Regions from separate parts of the Homo sapiens genome. Here region 2 is linked to region 1. A link is a loop called in an ENCODE intact Hi-C map of the cell type or tissue named here. Cell type or tissue: transverse colon. All regions are shown on one strand. Each heading gives the region's core, and the rest is flanking DNA. Links, peaks and the distances in the headings are about the cores only.

The links. A loop is a pair of places that touch in the nucleus more often than their neighbours do. Peaks named below come from ENCODE experiments on the same cell type or tissue, not always from the same donor. Only the 100,000 strongest peaks of a DNase experiment are listed, where the experiment ranks them.
Region 2: a loop joins it to region 1, with 15 times the contacts of the local background. A loop is called at or near these places in 1 of 110 quality-filtered maps.

What each region holds. Positions count from the first base shown.
Region 1 is chr12:56,369,878-56,375,798 of GRCh38, forward strand. No RefSeq gene overlaps it. Among named protein-coding and RNA genes, the nearest start is that of APOF, 10 kb to the left of the region's middle. In transverse colon, for the core only: no CTCF peak of the experiment used is centred there; no DNase peak of the experiment used is centred there.
Region 2 is chr12:57,153,995-57,159,915 of GRCh38, forward strand. LRP1 (LDL receptor related protein 1) reads left to right here. Exons shown (of 89, transcript NM_002332.3): 7 at 214-376; 8 at 485-707; 9 at 2,100-2,289; 10 at 2,783-2,926; 11 at 4,408-4,644; 12 at 5,831-5,921. Among named protein-coding and RNA genes, the nearest start is that of LRP1-AS, 9.3 kb to the left of the region's middle. In transverse colon, for the core only: no CTCF peak of the experiment used is centred there; no DNase peak of the experiment used is centred there; H3K27ac peaks cover 336 bases.

The sequences.
Region 1 (5,921 bases), core at 753-4,752:
AACTTAAAGTATTAAAAAAAAAAAGTCAAAGAAAAAAAAGAGCTCTCATCATTTAGAGATTCATACTGAAATACTTATGGATGAAAATATATTATTTGCTTGAAAATGGTGGAGGTGAGAAAATGTGGAGTATATGACTATGAATTGATAATTCTTGGAATTAGGTGATGAGAAATAGGTGTTTAATAGACTATTTTCTCTACTTTTTTATATATTTGAAATTTTCCATAATAAAAAGGTTTTTTTTTAAAAGAAAAGAAAACTACAAAACATTACTAAAAGAGATTAAAGGAGACTAAAGAAGATTAAAGAATGAGTTAAACCCAAAACTATTATAAGGAAGGAAATAATAGAGATTAGAGAAGAGATAAATAAAACAGAGAATACCTTTAGGCACAAATACTTGTGAAAAAATTAAAAATAGGCCCGGCAAGGTGGCTCATGCCTGTAATCCCAGCACTTTGGGAGGCTAAGGTGGGTGGATCACGAGGTCAGGAGATCGAGACCATTCTGTTAACACTGTGAAACCTCATCTCTACTAAAAATACAAAAAATTAGCTGGGCTTGGTGGCACACGCCTATAGTCCCAGCTACTCGGGAGGCTGAGGCAGGAAATTGCTTGAACCCAGGAGGTGGAGGTTGCAGTGAGCCGAGATCGTACCACTGCACTCACTCCAGCCTGGGCGACAGAGCAAGACTCCGTCTCAAAAAAAAAAAAAAAAAAAAAAAAAATTGTCTGGGCGCAGTGGCTCACACCTATAATCCCAGCACTTTGGGAGGCCAAGGCAGGTGGATCATCTGAGGTCAGGAGTTCAAGACCAACCTGGCCAACATGGTGAAATCCCGTCTCTACTAAAAATATAAAAATTAGCTGTGGTGGTGCATACCTGTAATCCCAGCTACTTGGGAGGCTAAGGCAAGAGAATTGCTTGAACCTGGGAGGTGGAGGTTGCGGTGAGCCAAGATCATGCCACTGCACTCCAGCCTGGGCAACAGAGCTAGACTCTGTCTCTAAATAAATAAATAAATAAAACAAAAAAACAAAAATTAGCCAGGCATGGTGGCAGATGCCTGTAACCCCCGTTACTTGAGAGGCTGAGGCAGGAGAATCACTGGAACAGGGGAGGCAGAGGCTTCACACCACTGCACTCCAGCCTGAGTGACAGAGGGAGACTCTGTCTCAAAATAATAATAAATAAATAAATAAATAATAATACAGATAAGAGAAAAACAATTGAGAAAATCAGTGCAACCAAAAGTTGGTTCTTCAAATAGATGAACAAAATTGACAAACCTTTAGCTACACTAACAACAAAAAAAGATAAAAAGACTCAAATTATTAAAGTTAAAATGAAAGTGGGAACATTACATTTTACAAAAATTAAAAGAATTATAAGAGTAATTAAACAATTACATGCCAACAAATTGGATAATCTAGATGAAATGAACAAATTCCTAGAAACATATATCTTACCAAGACTAAATCATGAAGTAATAGAAAATTTGAATTAAAGATATTGCATCAATAATCAAAAATCTCCCCAAAATGAAAAGCCCTGGACCAGATGGCTTCACTGGTGAATTCTGCCAAACATTTGAAGGAGAATTAATGCTAATGCTTCTCAAACTTTGCCAAAAGATCAAAGAGAAGGAACATTTCCTAACTCATTCCAGGGGTGAGCATTACCCTGATACCAAAGGCAGACATACACTAGGAAAAAAGAAAACATACACCAATATCTCCTATGAATACTGATGCAAAAATCCTCAACAAAATGCCAGCAAGCCAAATTTAGCAATGTATTAAAAGGATTATACACTGTGGGATTTATTCCTGGAATATAAAGGTGGCACAGTGTACGAAAAACAATCAATATAATTCACCACATTAACAGAATGAAGGAGAAAAATCATACAATCATCTTAATTGATGCAGAAAAAGCATTTGACAAAATTCAACACCCTTTCATGATGAAAACATTTAACAAACCAGGAATAAAAGGAAACTACCTCAATATAATAAAAGGCATGTATGAGAAAGTCATAACAAACATTATATCATACTCAATGGTGAAAGATTAAAGGCTATTCTGCTAATATCAGGAACAAGAAAAGGATGCCCACTTTTGCTAGTTCCATTCAACATAGCCCTAAAAGTTCTAGCCAGAGCAATTAGGCAAGAAAAGGAAATTAAAGGCATCCAGGTTGAAAAGGAAGAAGTGCAATTATCTCTTGTTCTTATGAATTTTTTTTTTTTTTTTTTTGGTGACGGAGTCTTGCTCTGTCGCCAGGCTGGAGTGCAGTGGCTCCTTCTGGGCTCACTGCAACCTCCGCCTCCCGGGTTCAAGCGATTCTTCTGCCTCAGCGTCCTGAGTAGCTGGGACTACAGGCACACACCACCACGCCCGGCTACTTCTTATGATTTTATATGTAGAAAACCCTAAAGATTTCACACAAAAAACTATTAGAACTGATAAATGAATTCAGCAAATTAGTGGATTACAAGTCAAGAAACAAGAACCACTTGCATCTCTACATATTAACAATGAGCCATTTGAAAATAAAATTTTGAAAACAATCCCATTTACAATAGGATAAAAATAAAATACTTAGGAATTAATTTATCCAAGGAGTTAAAAGGTTTATACAATGAAAACTATAAAACATTGCTGAAAGAAATTAAAGGAGATATAAATACATGAAAATGCATTCCATGTCCATGGATTAGAAGACTTACTATTGTTAAGAGGCCAACAGTACCCAAAGTGATCCACAGATTCAACGCAATCCCTATCAAAATCTCAATCATGTTTTTTTGCAGAAATTGAAAAGCCCATCCTAAAATTCATATAAAATCTCAAGGGACCCCAAATAGACAAAACAATATTGAAAACGAACAACTTCCTGATATCACAACTTACTGCAAAGCTACTATAAATCAAAACAGTGTGATATTGGCATAGCAGCAGACATATAGACCAATGGAATAGAATAGAGAGCCCAGAAATAAACTCTTGCATATATGGTCAAATGATTTTTGACAAGAGTGCCAAGACTATTTGATGAGGGAAAAGACAACCTTTCTAACAAATGTTGCCATAGGAAACTGGTATCTACCTGCAAAAAGATGAAGTTGAACCATGATTTAACACTATACAAATATTAACTCAAAATAGATCTAAAATCTAAATATAAGAGCTAAAACTATGAAGCTCTTAGAAGAAAACATAGAGGCCGGGCACGGTGGCTCATGCCTGTAATCCCAGCACTTTGGGAGGCCGAGGCGGGCAGATCATGAGGTCAGGAGATCGAGACCATCCTGGCTAACACAGTGAAACCCTGTATCTACTAAAAATACAAAAACAAAATTAGCCGGGTTTGGTGGTGGGTGCCTGTAATCCCAGCTACTCAGGAGGCTGAGGCAGGAGAATGGCATGAACCCGGGAGGCAGAGCTTGCAGTGAGCCAAGATTGCGCCACTGCACTCCAGCCTGGGCGACAGAGCAAGACTCCATATCAAAAAACAAACAAACAAACAAACTAAAAAACACAGGGCAAAATCTTCATGACATTGAATCTGGCAATGATTACTTGGATATAACACCAAAGACACAGGCAGCAAAAGAAAAAAATGGGCAAATTGGACCTCATGAAAATTTTAAAATTTTGTACACCAAAAGACAATATCAACAGAGTAAAAAGGCAATCCACAGAATGGGAGGAAATATTTGCAATTATATACCTAGTAAAGATTTATATCCAGAATAAATAGAGAACTCCTAAAACTCAACAAAAACAAAAATGGCCTGACTCAAAATGGGCAAAGGGCATGAACAGGCATTTCTCTAAGGAAGCTATACAGATGGCCAATAAGGACATGAAAAGATGTGCAACATCTCTAATCATTAGGGAAATGCAAATTAAAACTACAATGAGATACTATCTCACACCCACTAGGATAGCTATTATTTTTAAAAAGAGAAAACGACAAGTGTTGTCAAAGATGTGGAGAAAATGGAACCCTTGTGCTTTGTTGTTGGGAATGCAAAATGGTACAGGCCCTGTGGAAAACAGTATGGCAGGTCCTTAAATTTGTTTTGTTTTTTTTTTTGAGACAGAGTTTCACTTTTGTCACCCAGGCTGGAGTGCAATGTCGTGATCTTGGCTCACTGCAACCTCTGCCTCCTGGGTACAAGGATTCTCCTGCCTCAGCCTCCCAAGTAGCTGGGATTACAAGCATGCACCACCATGCCTGGCTAATTTTTTGTATTTTTAGTAGAGATGGGGTTTCACCATGTGGGTTAGCCTGGTCTCGAACTCCTGGCCTCAAGTGATCTGCCCGCCACCTCAGCCTCCCAATGTGCTGGGATTACAGGCAAAAGCCAGCGTGCCCGGCCCTTAAAAATTTTTAAATAGAATTGCCATACAATCTAGCAATTCCACTTCTGGATATATATCCCAGAGAATTGAAAGCAGGATTTCAAAAAGATATTTTCACATCTGTGTTCATAGCAGTACTATTCCCAATAGTCAAGAAATGGAAGCAACCCAAATGTCTCTCAATGAACGAATGGATTTTAAAAATCCACTTGGTGGTGGATGGCCACAGCGGTTCATGCCTGTAATCCCAGCATTTTGGTAGGTTGAGGCAGGTGGATCACTTGAGGTCGGGAGTTCAAGTCCAGCCTGGCCAACATGGTGAAACCCGTCTATACAAAAATAATATAAAAATTAGCCAGGCATGGTGGCAAGTGCCTGTAATCCCAGCTACTAGGGAGGCTGAAGCAGGAGAATCACTTGAACCCAGGAGGCAGAAGTTGCAGTGAGCCGAGATTGCACCTCTGCACTCCAGCCTGGGCGACAGAGTGAGACTCTGTTTCAAAAAAAAAAAAAAAAAAAAAAAAAAAGTGCATACATGCAATGGAGAATTATTCAGCTTTAAAAAGGAAGGAACAGGATGGGCAACTTAGTCAGGTCCGGTCTCTAAAAAAAATAAATAAACAAAATTAATGGGGTGTGGAGATTCATGCCTGTGGTCCTAGCTACTCAGGAGGCTGAAGTGGGAGAATTGCTTGAGGCCCAGAGGTCGATGTCCATCCTGGGTGTCAGAGTGAGGCCCCATCTCTTAAAAAAAAAAAAAGGAAGGAAGGAAATTCTGACACAAGCTACAACATGGATGAACTTTGAGGCTATTATGATAAGTGAAATCAGCCAATTACAAAAAGACAAATCCTGTATAATTCCACTTATGTGAGGTATTTACAGTACTCAAATTCATAGAAACAAAGTGGAAGGGTGGTTGCCACAGGCTTCAGGGAGGGGAAGATAGGCAGCTGTTGTTTAACCAATATGCAGTTTCCATTTTGCAAGAGAAAAAGTTCTGAATGTGGGTTGTACAACAATGTAAATATACTTACCACTACTGAACTGTACACTTAGAAATGGTTGTGGGCTGGGCACAGTGGCTCATGCCTGTAATCCCAGCACTGTGGGAGGTCGAGGTGGGCAGATCACCTGAGATCATGAGTTTGAGACCAGCTTGGCCAACATGGTGAAACCCCGCCTCTACTAAAAATACAAAAGTTAGCCAGGTGTGATGGCAGGCACCTGTAATCTCAGCTACTGCGGAGGCTGAGGCAGGGAGAATTGCTTGAGCCCGAGAGGTGGAGGTTGCAGTGAGCTGAGATTGTACCACTGCACTCCAGCCTGGGTGACAGCAAGACTCTGTCAAAAAAAAAAAAAAAGAAAGAAAGAAAAAAAGAAATGGTTATGATGATAAATTTTGTTATGTGTTTTTTTTTTCTTTTCTTTTGAGACAGGGTCTTTGTCACCCAGGCTGGAGTGCAGTGGGGTGATCATGGTTCACTGCAGTCTCGACATCCTAGACTCAGGTGATCCTCCCACCCTAGCCTCCCGAATAGC
Region 2 (5,921 bases), core at 1,069-5,068, 780 kb after region 1:
ATGGGCTAGAATTGGGAAGTCTGTCAGTCAACCAGCCAGCCAGCATTTACGCAAGCCCTCCTGTATATCCACTCTGAGCTAAGCATGGGGGTGTTGGGTGGGAGGGCGTCCAGAGAAGGTGGGCTTCCAGGTGTGGGTTCTCACCAGCAAAGGGTGGGCATCTCTGCAAGAGGGCCTACCCCACCCCATGGCTCTTTCATTCGTACTCTCCAGACGTGGAACAGATGGCCATCGACTGGCTGACAGGCAACTTCTACTTTGTGGATGACATCGATGATAGGATCTTTGTCTGCAACAGAAATGGGGACACATGTGTCACATTGCTAGACCTGGAACTCTACAACCCCAAGGGCATTGCCCTGGACCCTGCCATGGGGTGAGAGTGGCAGGCGGGGTTCTGGCCCTGGAAGGTGGGAGGCTGAGGCTACAGTGGTAAGGAGGGTGCCCAATGTCCAGACCCCATTTAACATGCATCTTCCCACAGGAAGGTGTTTTTCACTGACTATGGGCAGATCCCAAAGGTGGAACGCTGTGACATGGATGGGCAGAACCGCACCAAGCTCGTCGACAGCAAGATTGTGTTTCCTCATGGCATCACGCTGGACCTGGTCAGCCGCCTTGTCTACTGGGCAGATGCCTATCTGGACTATATTGAAGTGGTGGACTATGAGGGCAAGGGCCGCCAGACCATCATCCAGGGCATCCTGGTGAGGGAGCTACTGTCTGAGGTTTTGTGGGGGAACCATGATCCAGGGCCTTCTGGTGAGGGGGGAAGCCTCTGTAGGGGAACCGTTCTCTGAGTCTCCTGGTAAAGAGCGTGGATGCCCCAGGCCTCTAGTGGGAGTGGGGTGGGCTTGAATACTGCAGAGAAAGGACAAGATACGGGTTCCACTGTGATGGGAACAGTCATTTTAGAAACACCACTTCTGTTTACTTCCTGTTTCTCATTTGACCCTTATAATAACCCCTAGCTGATGAACAGGGAGGTGGTTCAGTTCCCTTTCAGCAGATGAAAAAGCAGGATCAAAGAGGTTAGGTGATTTGCCTGTGTTTACAAAGCCGGGTGATAGCACTGGAACTTGTTCTAGAAGCCTTGCTGGCTCAGAGGTGGCATCTCCATTGTGGGATAATTAGTGTGAGCAACCAGCCCAGTTTGCCTAGGACTGTCCCAGTTTTAGCCCTGAAAGTCTGGTAAGCCAGCAAACCCTTACCTTTGTCTTAGGCAAACTAGGACAGTTGGCCACCGCAGATAAGCTATGTGGGTAGTCAGGGGTGTTACAGGACTTGCTTGGGGCAAGTGTGTCCTCTTAGCCCTCATAACAGACTAAGAATGTCCTCTGTGGACAGAGTTTAGAGCCCATCTCTAATTCAGTCTAAAATCACTAAAGTGTCTAACGAGTGCCTAATTCTGTGAAGGACAGGGTTTCTGCCCTCAAGGGGTCTGAGTAGAGTGGGTGAGATAAGTCCACAAATCACTGTGCCAGACACGGATAGATAGCAGTGTCACGGAGGATGTATAGAAGGAGAAAACATCTCTGGTTAGAAGATTCCATAAATTCTTTAAAGACATGCTCTGTAGAGGATGAGTGGGATCTTGGTAAGCAAAAATCTTCAGAATAGGTTAGTCCAGCCAGAGGAGACAGGAGTAAAGCATTGAGTTAAAAAATGGTGGGGCCAGGCACGGTAGCCCACACCTGTAATCCCAGCACTTTGGGAGGCTGAGGCAGGAGAAGTGCTTGAGCCTCGGAGGTCGAGACCAGCCTGAGCAACATAGGGAAACCCCATCTCTACACAAAATTTGTTTTAATTAGCCAGGTGTGGTGGTATGTTCCTGTAGTCCCAACTACTCAGGAGGCTGAAGCAGGAGGGCCGCTTAAGCCCAGGAGGTGGAGACTGCAGTGAGCCGTGATCGTGCCATTGCACTTCAGCCTGGGTGACAGAGTGAGGTCCCGTCTCAAAATAAATAAATAAAAATTAAAAACTACAGGATGAATTGGGGAATGCAGGTCATGAAGTCTGGAGGAAGCTGAGGGGATCTCCAGGACAGAGGGAGGAACCCCTGTCATCTCATGCTGTCCATTCTTGCCTGCCCGTCTCAGATTGAGCACCTGTACGGCCTGACTGTGTTTGAGAATTATCTCTATGCCACCAACTCGGACAATGCCAATGCCCAGCAGAAGACGAGTGTGATCCGTGTGAACCGCTTTAACAGCACCGAGTACCAGGTTGTCACCCGGGTGGACAAGGGTGGTGCCCTCCACATCTACCACCAGAGGCGTCAGCCCCGAGGTGAGCAGGGCTCCATGGCCCCTCCAAAGCTGGCTTTACCCCATGATGGCTCTGGGACCTTGGGATCACAGCCCCTCTCTGGGCCCTCCTGTGGGGACCCTGGCTTCTTTCATGTCATGACCGATTCTCCTAGCCAGCCACTCGGGCTACCTGCCCTGGCCCCTCAGCTTCCCCTGCCAGCCCCCATCCACCCACTCAGCCTCCAGATCCCACTCTGTCCCTCCCATTCCCCTTGCCAGTCTGGAGCAGTAGCACCTGGCCATGGGCAACCCTGGAACTCTCTTCCCTGACTACTGAAGCCCCCACTCCAAGAGTTTGAAGGCTGGGTTGTTGGGGGGCAGAGGGTTTCCACCCCTGTGGCTTCCAAATCCTAAAATGGGATAGCAAGCACAAAGACCACAGCAGCAGGGGGTGTGGTCAGATTCAGGAAGCCTTCTCAAGGCCTGGCACAGGGGCTCTGAGGGGTCCTAACAGCTCTTCACCCTGCCCCCAGTGAGGAGCCATGCCTGTGAAAACGACCAGTATGGGAAGCCGGGTGGCTGCTCTGACATCTGCCTGCTGGCCAACAGCCACAAGGCGCGGACCTGCCGCTGCCGTTCCGGCTTCAGCCTGGGCAGTGACGGGAAGTCATGCAAGAGTGAGTGACAGGGAAGGGGGTGTGTGCCCATTGGGAGGCTGCGGGAGGGTTCCTCAGGTGTCCCCCACAGCCCGGCTGCCTCTGTCTGACATGCAGGGAGATGAAGGAAGTGTCCCAGAGTGTACCTGCTAGTGAGGGCAGAGATGGGACTTGAATCCATATTCGAAAAAAGTGCTTTTCTCACTCACCCACCGGACTCTGCAGAAAACTAAACTGATTCATTCAGCAAGTGTCTAGTGAGCAGTGAGCACTCACTACATGTTTGGCACTGTTCTGGTCATCAGGATTAAGCAGCGAACGAGATAGATGTTGTCCCTGGCCTCATGGAGCTTATAGTCTAGTTGGGGAAACAAATAAATGTAACTTTAGGTGGTAATAAGTGGTTATGAAGAAAATAAAACAGAGAATAGTCAGGCGTGGTGGCTTATGCCTGTAATCTCAGCACTTTGGGAGGCCGAGGCAGGCAGATCACTTGAGGTGAGGCGTTCCACACCAGGCTGGCCAACATGGTGAAACCCCGTCTCTACTGAAAATACAAAAATTAGCTGGGTGTGATGGTGCGTGCCTATAATCCCAGCTATTGGGGAGGCTGAGACAGGAGAATCACTTGAACCTGGGAGGTGGAGGTTGCAGTGAGCTGAGATGGCGCTACCACACTCCAGCCTGGATGACAGAGCGAGACTTCATCTCAAAAAATTAAAAATAAATGAATAAATAAAGCAGAGAATAGAGTTAATGAGGAGAGCAAGGGCCTCTCTGAGGATGTGGTGTTTGAGCCAAGCTCTCTGTGAAATGAAGAGGGCAACCATGTAACTCCCTGAGGGAGGAGCATGTCCGGCAGAGGAAATCAACAGTGCAAAGGCCCTGAGGCCAGTGTGAGTGTGGCAAGCCAGAGGAACAGCACGAAGGCCAGCGGGGCTGAGTGGTGTGAGGGCAGAGAAGGAGGCAGGGGTTGGATTTTATTATATCTGGGATAGGAAGCTCATAGTGACTTTTGAGAATGGAAGTGACATGATTGGATTCACATTTGTATAAAAGTCACGCTGCTACTGGGTGGGGGATGGGCAGTAGGGAAGTAGCCAGAAGACTTTCAGTGTAGTGGGCAAGAAGTGATGTGGTTTACACTAGGATGGCAGCAGAGGAAGTGGTAAACAGTGATGTGACTCCAACATATTTTGAAGGTACTCCTTTTATACCACTGATTTCATGACTGATCAGTGGGCACTTAGCTGAAAACCTGCTATTCTTCCCTCATTTCCTACCCTTGGAGTGCAGAGGTCAGACCCCAGGGTATTGCGGCCAGGACCCATCGTCCTGTATGTTAGCGTGTGCGTGGTCTGTCCATCTGACCCAGAGCCTCGCATCCCTAACGTCTCCTGACCCATCACAGCTAGGGCATTGCAGCCCCTTGGCCGCAGCCCCTGGGTGGGGATGATGGTCATGTGTGTGTCTGACTGTACCCTGGCTTGTGCCTGCTCTAGAGCCGGAGCATGAGCTGTTCCTCGTGTATGGCAAGGGCCGGCCAGGCATCATCCGGGGCATGGATATGGGGGCCAAGGTCCCGGATGAGCACATGATCCCCATTGAAAACCTCATGAACCCCCGAGCCCTGGACTTCCACGCTGAGACCGGCTTCATCTACTTTGCCGACACCACCAGCTACCTCATTGGCCGCCAGAAGATTGATGGCACTGAGCGGGAGACCATCCTGAAGGACGGTATGGGCTCCTAGGGATGTGGCCCATGGGGATGGAAGGGGGCTGGGGCCCAGGCATCTGTTTCTCGGTGCCCTCTCAGCAGGATGGTCCCCTGCTGACTGGCTGGCTGCACTGGTTGGCATGGAGATGAGGGGATAGACAGATTGACCCCTGTGTGACCCCCTTCTTGGCTGAGCCAAAGAGGCAGGGTTAGGATGGGTTAGGCAGCATGGGCCGTCCTTGCCAGCCCTTGGGAAAACTCAGGGTCTGTCTGCATTGGCTTAGAGCCCTGGAGCTGCACACAGCACACAGCCAGGGGACAACTGAGGTCTTGAATTGGAGACAGGCCTGCCAGATCAAAACAGGGCACACCCACATGTATGTGCGCACACAGGGTCTGTGCAGCTGACCTTGCAGTCGCCAAAAACTGCATGCTAATGTGTCCTGAGAAAATTGTGTTTTGTGAGTTGCATCCAGGTCTTCCCTCTGAGCTGCTTGGGCAGGTTCACAGTGCATTGTCTTTTTAATGTCTATGTGAAGGATTCTGAGCTGTACGAGTTCTGCCCCAAATCTGCACTTGGGCCTCAGGATCAGGCCGCCTCCCCATCAATCTGGTGGATGCCAGTTATAACCTTTGCCCTGCACCCCATCCACACTGTAGTTCAGAGAAAATCAACAGTCAGCAATCATATCACAAGACTTTGGGGAAATCAAAAGTAACTCATCAGGAAAAGATTAGGGGTCCCTATACCAAGGGAACTGCTATTTAAAGGACACTTGGAGTGAAGGCTTTGGCTAAGTGAAAAATCACTTCCTAATTTATTCATTTTGTTAGTTCAGGATTTTTAGGCCTAGGATATGATGTCACACTTGTGCCCAGAGCCACATGCCCGTTGTTTCAGCTCTCCATGCAGGCACGGGCCAGATGCCCTCACACGAGAGCCCACATCAGCCATGTAGTTTACCATCTGCCACGTGTGGTTTTGAGAGGCTAGCCCTGATACAAATGGCAGCACACAGGGCTTTCCCCTATTCCTTTTCCAGCCTCCTGTCCCTACCCCCACCCATCTGTCTAGGGCCCCAGAGGGTCCCTGCACCCCTCTGTAGCCCAGACTGCTCAAAGGTACCTGAGTCCGGGAGGGCCAGAGGCAGGCAGCTTTGAACTTCCTTTGAAGCTGTTCATCACTGGTCCCTCTTCCCCCAACAGGCATCCACAATGTGGAGGGTGTGGCCGTGGACTGGATGGGAGACAATCTGTACTGGACGGACGATGGGCCCAAAAAGACAATCAGCGTGGC